Regions from separate parts of the Homo sapiens genome. Here region 1 is linked to region 2. Evidence: chromatin contacts called from ENCODE Hi-C or POLR2A ChIA-PET data. All regions are on one chromosome and are shown on one strand. Each heading gives the region's core, a stretch centred on a gene start or an enhancer-like site at or near the end of the contact. The rest is flanking DNA. Distances are from core to core; before and after follow the strand shown. Region 1 overlaps MB21D2 (Mab-21 domain containing 2). Region 2 overlaps MB21D2 (Mab-21 domain containing 2).

Evidence for each region. A loop is a pair of places that touch in the nucleus more often than their neighbours do. ChIA-PET counts read pairs that join two places held with the same protein, here RNA polymerase II (POLR2A). Pooled maps may share reads with other maps.
Region 1: a map of ascending aorta shows a loop between it and region 2 (4-fold over the local background). The contact joins two enhancer-like sites. A Hi-C loop is called at or near these places in 11 of 168 maps with a recorded cell type or tissue (Caco-2, IMR-90, PC-3 and 8 more), 5 of 37 single-sample maps with no recorded cell type and 12 of 50 pooled maps. POLR2A ChIA-PET finds 5 or more read pairs at or near these places in 6 of 52 experiments (AG04449, AG04450, GM12878 and 3 more).

Annotation. Positions count from the first base shown.
Region 1 is chr3:192,866,443-192,870,730 of GRCh38, forward strand. All of the region lies in intron 1 of MB21D2 (Mab-21 domain containing 2), which reads right to left. Among named protein-coding and RNA genes, the nearest start is that of MB21D2, 49 kb to the right of the region's middle. RefSeq lists an enhancer at 1,160-1,239. Within about 2 kb of position 3,014, at least 6 of the 41 ENCODE cell types and tissues checked have a DNase peak (open chromatin) inside an H3K27ac peak, as active enhancers do; they include ascending aorta, where a contact is called at or near this core.
Region 2 is chr3:192,831,855-192,836,326 of GRCh38, forward strand. The region is part of intron 1 of MB21D2 (Mab-21 domain containing 2); the gene reads right to left. Among named protein-coding and RNA genes, the nearest start is that of MB21D2, 84 kb to the right of the region's middle. Within about 2 kb of position 1,842, at least 4 of the 41 ENCODE cell types and tissues checked have a DNase peak (open chromatin) inside an H3K27ac peak, as active enhancers do; they include ascending aorta, where a contact is called at or near this core.

The sequences.
Region 1 (4,288 bases), core at 1,764-4,263, 36 kb after region 2:
GAATGTTACATTTAATTAATTTATTCACCTTGACCTACTCCCAGCCCAATATGTATGCTGTTGAGATTTCTTTTTACCTGATTTAGAATGTTAAAGATAGAATGCATCTCAGCATGCATACGTGCACGTGTATGTAGACATGCACGTACACATCCACATTTAATTCTGAATTAATTTATTCTTTCTCAGGTCCCTTAGGTCATAAATGAATTCTAAATTAACATAACTGTCTGGCTTATCCATGAAGACTGCCTGTTCTTGAGGCATGATACATGAAATGTAAGAATATTAAAAAAATAAAAATTGTCCTCACACCAGGTAAAAGATAACTTAGGAGAGAAGAAAGTTCCCATCTTTAGAAGAGGAGACTTAATTGGATTTCTGACCAATTGCTGAAATACCCTCCATTACCATGTGCTCTGACCATCTCTCCCCTCCCGCTTCACACACCTAGAAACTGACATCAAGTCCTACATGAGGAAAAGAATGTAAATTTTCCTTCCTCCCAGAAGGGAGAAGGAATGGGGAAAGCTGTTTTCCCTCCCTCTCAGCTTTCTCCCTTGTGCGCCTGCATGCACACCAGATGGTGTGAAGCCGCAGGTTGGAGGGAGACAATAAACCCAGAAACTATTGCAATATTAGGTTATAAAATGACTGACTTTCCAACAGGCATGCATCAGTGGCTCACTGATGAATGGGAGGAGTATTGGGTAGAGGGAGGAAAAGGCTGCTCAAATAAGGAGCTGTAATCTTCAGCCCCTTGTACCCCGACCTCCACACACCTCCCAGGAAGCAAAAATGCAACAAGCAAAGATGCCCTCTACAACACAATCAAAACAGGCTCTCTCTCTCTCTGGCTGAGAAAGGGTCCCAGCAGAGTCATGGAGCCTGAGGCTGATACAAAGCAGCTCCCTCAAAACTGACAAGCACCATTCTGTCAGTATCTTATTTGCAAAGAAAAAACAATATACCCTGGCTGTCACCCCACTATGTACCTCCATGGCTCAGTGACACAGAGCAAAAGGAGAAGGTAGCAGAAAGTGGTGAGTACAGGTACTCTGGCTGGTTAGGGTACAGGTTTCTGTCCTGGTTGCTGTTTTTTATTTCTAAAGAGAGGGCTCAGAGAAATTGGACTAACTGCTGCTCCTCTCAGGCCTCAAGTTTTTCATCTGAGAAAAGGTTATGTGACTAGATGGTCACGGCAGGTGAAAGATGGCTGCATGCATATTCTTTGACACTCTCCCATCAAGAGGCTGGGGCTAGGTCCTGTGCCCTTGAATCTAAGAGGGCTCTGTGACTGCTTGACAGAGTAAGAGGGAAGTGATGGTTTGCTAGTTTTCAGCGTCAGGCCTTAAGAAACTGGCAGCTTCCACTTCATATCTCTTGGAATGTTCTCTCTGGGAGCCCGGATCTTCCGCATAAGGAAGCTAACTTAGACTAAGGCTGTCATGCTATGAGAAAGGCCAAGCTAATCACACAAAAAGGCTGGGGATGGGGGAGGAAGGAAGATTGGAATGAGGGAAGGGGAAAAATGCTTGGTCAGTGAGGTCCAGAAATCATACAGCAATTGTAGGCCATCCGCTTTGTACCCTGTCTGAATTTCTGACTCAAAGAATCACCAGATATAATAAGGTATTATTTTAAGCCACTAAGTTTGGGGGTAGTTTTATGCAGCAATCAGTAACGGATACAGGGATCTATAAATGCCCTTTTAGCCCTAACAACTCTGATTCTGTGATCTTCATGTGTGCCAGTGGTCCTCCAGCTCTTAGCCCATCCTCACTATGGCAGTCATATCCAAAAGATAGAAGGGCTAGGTGCATGCTTATATTGGACTCTCATTGTCTGACTCTACAGAATCCATCTTCCCAGTGAACTTGAAACACAAGAAGCAAGTGGAGCAGAGGGGAGAGAATCTCTTTGAAAACGCAGTGGGAGACAGAGCCAAGTAACGGAAAGAAACAAGGACTAGTGACATCATTTGACTCCTTTGATCAAGTCACCTCTAACCATGAACTTTTCACTGACAGTTAATAAATTAATATTTTGCTTAAGCAAGTTTGTATTAAGTTTTTTTTTTTAATTTTGCTGCTGCTGACACCCCTGCTACTTAATGGAAAGAGGATTTTCACTTGCCCTTGATTTTTTCCGTTCCTAAATAATCAGTCATCAGTGGCAAAATAAGGAATCATCTTAAAGGGGGAAAAGACATATAGGCAAATTTTTCAATATACCGAGGCTCCATTTTGTGGTCCATAAAATGAAAAGGTTGGTCTGTGCTATGCCCAAGGAAGGATGGTCTCTAATATCCCTAGGATTCTGTAAGTGCAACTCTTTCATACAATTCACTGCCACATATAATCATGAAAAGTAAGATAACCCAACAGACTGACATTAATGGCTAGCTAAGCAAACTATCATACAAAGCACAGTGGGAAATGACGTAGCCAATGAAATGCTAAGTTTGGGGACTATGCTACTAACCGGAACTATGTCCATGAAATAATACATTAAGTAATTAGGTAGGCCACAGACTAGTTGTTAAAAGAAATATACAGCATTTAGTAATGAAATAAGAGGAAGAGGGTGGATCACTTGAGGTCAGGAGTTCGAGACCAGCCTGGCCAACATGGTAAAACCCCATCTTTACTAAAAATACAAAAATTAGCTGGGCATGGTGGTGTGCCCCTGTAATCCCACTTACTCAGGAGGCTGAGTCAGAAGAATTGCTTGAGCCCGGGAGGCAGAGACTGCAGTGAGCCAAGATGGAGCCACTGCACTCCAGCCTCGGCGACAGAGTGAGACTCCATGTCAAAAAAAAAGAAAGGAAGGAAGGAAGGAAGGAGGGGAGGAGGGGAGGAGGGAAGGAGGGAAGGAGGGAAAAAGGGAAGGAGGGAAGGGAGGAAGGGAGGAAGGGAGGAAAGGAAGAAGGGAAGGAGAAGTGGAATAATGTGATAGGCTTGAGTAGTGGAGGAGACTGACACAGTGAATAAAACAATCCAAAACCTGAAAGCTGGCTCCAGCCGAGGCCTGATGATGTAACCATCCTGTCCCCAAATCACTGGAACAAACTCCAAGCACAACTATCCAGAGTCATGTAATATGTGTCTGACTCAACCCAGGCTCTAGTCACAGTTGGGTTTCCTGGCTTTCCCAAAGGAAAGTAAAAGCTTCCAATTACCCAGATTCTTACTGGCCTCTTGGTTCTGAAAACCCCCCTTTCTCCTCCCCATAAAAAGCCACTTGACCTCACCTTGCACTTGGGGCCATGGCCAGTTCTGCAGGAAGGAAGCATATCTGCCATCAATGAGCCTATTCCAGCCTGCACAGGACACAGCAACAAGCCTGCCACTGACATTATCAATAATGAAAAACATCACTGCTCCTTGAGCAGCCATCAGCAGTCTATAACCTGCTGAGCTGAGCTAGGAAAGGTACTCAAACAGCAGGAAATAAGGGAGCTTCAGCCTTTAAATTATATTACAGCCATGCAGAGCAATTCCAAGAAAAAAAATAAACTGCATATCAATAGTACTTGGATGGATGATGCTTAAGTGTGGAGCAAGATCCTGAGACTTATCAGAAAGCCTAGCTGAATGAATAAGGCTAATAATTATCATCATGAAATAAATTACACAACCAAATACGGATGCTCTTGGCCCACGACTGCTTAGACACACAATAACCTCAAAAGCACACAATCAGGACTGCCCCTCTGTCTTTCCTAATCCACAGGGAGGACTTCTGTAACACGAATCCCTAACACGGGTCAGGAAACCTAGTCAGGATTCCTGACTGTGTCTCTCTAGCAAATGGCATCCTCTGACCCTCAGCTTCTCATCTGTAAAAGGATTAAATAAGCCAGAAACATTTAAAGCCCAAGACTAGTGAGCACGACGAGTGAGCACATTGGATCTGATGGGCATTTCTGTCATGCTTACCCTTGTTCTTAGAAATGCAAAGGCTGGCCGGGCACACTGGCTCATGTCTGTAATCCCAGCACTTTGGGAGGCCGAGGTGGGTGGATCGCTTGAGGTCAGGAGTTTGAGACCAGCCTGGAAACATGGTGAAACCCCACCTTTACTAAAACTACAAAAATTAGCCAGGCATGGTGGCGCACGCCTGTAATCTCAGCTGGACATGGTGGTGCAAGCCTGTAATCCCAGGCTGAGGCAGGAGAATCACTGGAACCTGGGAGGTGGAGGCTGTAGTGAGCTGAGATTGCACCACTGCACTCCAGCCTGGGCGACTCCGTTGAAAAAAAAAAAAAAAAAAAAGGAAGGAGAGA
Region 2 (4,472 bases), core at 592-3,091:
GCAGCATCCTGAAGCACCACAGCTTGAGAAGGGGAAATGACATTACAGTTATCCAAACTAGCTAATTAAACTGGCTCTGCTGGGCTTTGCCAACTCACTTTTAATGCTATTGCCTCAGGCTCCTATCACAATTTATACTCAAAATGACTGCTACAAAGCCCAGCTGAGAGGAAAAAAAACAGTCAAGGAGAACCATCCACAGCAGTGTTCCTTAAACCTGTTTGAGCATAAGAAATCACTTGGTGCCTTTGATAAATACACACCCAGGCCCCTTGCCTAGAGACTCTGATTCAGTAAATCTGCAGCTGGCATTGGAATCTGTATTTTAACAAGGGCCCCAGGCAGTTCTTACGAACACACAAGTTTCAAAACACTGATCTAAACAAGATAATATTGACACACTTACTGATATTTTTTCTTGGATCAAACTGTAATAGAAAATCACAAACCTAGATTGCCTTAGTTACATCTCCTCCCCATATAAAAATGCTTTCAACTAAGTGAAAGATTTTACTGAAGGCCAATGCAAAAAACTTGTCTTACCAAGTAAAGTTTATCATCAGCTGGAAAACTTACTTAAGTGATGGCAAATTACACTATTCAATGTTTATAATATTTAAAAATCTGCATAATAAGGATATGAAAGAGTATGTCTCGCCAGGTGCGGTGGGTCACGCCTGTAATCCCAGCACCTTGAGAGGCTGAGGCGGGCGGATCACGAGGTCAAGAGATTGAGACCAGCCTGGCCAACATGGTGAAACCCCATCGCTACTAAAAATACAAAAATTAGCTGGACGTGGTGGCGTGTGCCTGTAGTCCCAGCTACTCGGGAGGCTGGGGCAGGAGAATCACTTGGACCCGGGAGGCGGAGGTTGCAGTGAGCCGAGAGATCGAGCCACTGCACTCCAGCCTGGGCAACAGAATGAAACTCTGCCTGGAAAAGAAAAAGGGGACCGGGGGGAAGAGTACATCTACTGACAGACCTGTCTCTTTTAAATCAATCAATAAAAGTTGCTAGGCAACCATATTTTCCTTTTTTGCATAGACTGCCAGGAATCTTTTATCTAAAATTTATGCCCTCAAACAATAGCTATCTACCTATGTCAAATAAAACATTTCCTGTGAGATGTTAGCTTTGCCCTGTATTTTAATGGACACATTATAGTAAAATCTTTTTCCTTTAGACCTTTTTTTTTTTGGAAGAAAGCAGAAAACAAATTTTGAAGTCAATAATGTTAGGTCATTTTTGTTGTTGTTTCTAATCACATTCAGACTAAACAACTGTAACACAATTTCTAGCAATTCTTCCTTCAGTTGCTCAGGTTGTCTCCCCTCGTGGCAATCCCTTGGCCTGCTTTTAAAACACAAAACAAATGCTAACCCTATCTTGGCAAGGAAAGTCAATGACTCATTCAAGCCAAAGAGTTAAGAGACTAAACAAAAAATAATTTTAGCGCAGCTCCTCAAAAGGCTCTTCTTTTCTCTCTCAGATGTACAACATAATTTTCTGACAATCTGACGCAACTATGGCAGCACATTCAAGCCATTAAAAATCTTTTTTCTGCAAAAACAAAACAAAAACAAAAAACTTCCACTTCATTTTTAAACATCTCATTTGTGTGCCTTCAGTTTCGCAACAGAAATTCATCCTTGACCTAAACTTCTAAATATTCCACAAACAATAATTAAGTCACTAGGACCCTGCTGTGAAAAGGGCATTTTCTGACAGATGGGCTACGAAGTCAGAGCACAAAAATAGATTCTATGCTTTTCCAGCCTTACAGAGCAAGGAGACGTGGGGCAAGGGTTTCCATAATCAACCTTCAGAACAACCCTAGAACTCTGGGTGCACGTAGTGTCTCAAAAGGACATGACTAAGTTGTCAATACTTTAGAGCGTGGGATAGTGTTACTCGCTGTTGTTGCAATGAAGTTTTTCAATCTCTATGATTCTTCTCCTACCAGCCTGGCTGCCCAGGCTAACTTCACCCTCTTCTCCTTCTAGGGAAAGGTCTTTTCCTCTGTTGAGTCCTGCAGACTTCCCTCTCTTTCCATCAAGGCTAATCCCATCCTCCCCTGTATTCCCATGACACTCACAATATGGCATCACAAATGGTTGTCTCATATGTCTGTCTCTGCTACTGAACCAAGCAGCTTGAGGTCAACGATCTCAGTTCATTCATCTTTGAATTGCAGGACCAATCACACTGCAGGTACATGGTACATGGCAGGTACTCTGCCAATTTGTGTGAATGAATGAATCGAGTTCAGCAACACTGAGGTCCCTCAGATTCTCTGACTCAAATCCAGTTATGAGGCCGGGCATGGTGGCTCACACCTATAGTCCCAGCTACTCAGGAGGCTGATGTAGGAGAATCGCTTGAACCCAGGAAGTGGAAGTTGCAGTGAGCCAAGATCATGCCATTGCACTCCAGCCCAGACGACAAAGCGAGACTGCATCTCAAAAAAAAAAAACCAAACAAAACAAAACAAACAAAAAAACCCAAATCCAGTTATGATGCAAATAAGGACATGAGGACTGAGGAAGTAATTTTCCCCAGTTATATCAAAAAAAAAAAAAAAAAAGAAGAAGAAAGAAAAAAGACAAAAATCCAGATTTTCTCATCCCCATTCCACTGCTTTTCTATCATGCCTCCTCTTTGCACATGCTGTTTCTCCTGTGGGGCCACTCCTTTTTGTGTCTTCTGCCACTACTTTTCCGACCTTCCTGAGGTTTCTTAGCCCCTCCCAAGTCCTTCACATCTCAGCCAAGGAACAAAAACAAGGAAACCAAACACCACAAAGAAGTGCCAGCTGTTCTACCGTGAGAGCAAGACAAACTGGGAACACAAATGCAATGCTGGCAGAATTTCTTTCTGGGATAGACTGAAATGTTCCTTGAATTGCGCAGACAATTACTTTCTACCACAGGTACAGATGTTTGAGAGGATTGTTCTTTTTTTTTTTTTTTTTTTTGAGACAGAGTCTTGCTCTGACGCAGGCTGGAGTGCAGTGGCACGATCTCAGCTCACTGCAACCTCTGCCTCCCTGGTTCAAGCGATTCTCCTGCCTCAGCCTCCCGAGTAGCTGGGACTACAGGCGCATGCCACCATGCCCAGCTAATTTTTGTATTTTTAGTAGAGACAGGGTTTCACCATGTTGGCCAGGATGGTCTCAATCTCTTGACCTCGTGATCAGCTCACATCAGCCTCCCAAAGTGCTGGGATGACAGGCGTGAGCCACCACGCCTGGCCGATTGTTCACATTTTATTTGGCCAGGGATCTTTAGAAAGTGTCTTTAAAAAAAAAAAAAAAAAAAAGCTGGGTGCGGTGGCTTAAGCCTGTAATCCCAGCACTTTGGGAGGCTGAGGCGGGCAGCTCACGAGGTCAGGAGATCAAGACCATCCTGGCTAGCACGGTGAAACACCGTCTCTACAAAAAAATACAAAAAAATTAGCTGGGTGTGGTGGCGGGCACCTGTAGTCCCAGCTACTCGGGAGGTTGAGGCAAGAGAATGGCGTGAACCTGGGAGGTGGAGCTTGCAGTGAGCTGAAATCGCACCACTGCACTCCAGCCTGGGCGACACAGCGAGACTCTGTCTCAAAAAAAAAAAAAAAAAAAAAGTCTTAAAAACATACAAGCACATTTGCAAATTTTATTCCACTTAATCCAGAAAAATGCTAGGCCCTGATTCCCAAATCACTTATAGATTCCAGAAAAAAATGATGACAATTTGATCTAATTTCTTAAAACATTTTAACCGTCTGTTGGTCTAAAACTATTTATTAAGACATCAAGAATCATTTTCAGTCTTAACTCTGGAATTAAACTAAAAAATTTAGATGAATCACTTCTACTATTGTCTCTGTTCTACCTTTGCTTAAATATAACAAAACTCTGCCAACTTACAGATTTACTAGCCTTGATCCTAGAATTCATGGTGAAAAACCTGACCTCCTTTGGAAGATCAAGAAGAAGAAAGATTGGGGGAAAAAAAAAAAAAAGGCCTTCCCTCAGACAAAAAGCTTTTGATTACAGGATGTCACTATTTTCAGAATGTTCTTAGCACATTCCCAGTGAAGCACCATCATATCCTCCCTCTCTGGAGATGAAAAAAAGTCCCACCACTTCTAAGCTGGGTGTCTCTGAGGTGTTGGAGTGAGGCAATAGTGAGGTCAGAGAGTATGGTTATATGCTCTGGTTTGTTTCTGAGTGGATGGAACTGGGTTATAAATCAAGAGATCTAATTATAGACATAGCTGTATCCCTCCCTGGACCTCAGCTTCCTTTAATATTAAATAGAGGGCATTCCTTGAAGGTAGCATTCTGTGACTCCCTAACAGAGATAATCTCAGAGCATGTTTCTGAAAAAGCAGAAAATGGACCAAATGTCTTTAGGGAGTTCACTCTATTTTACTTTTGCTACGGAAACCCAAGGGTGTCTGGCACCCACCCCAAGCCATTGCGTCACCC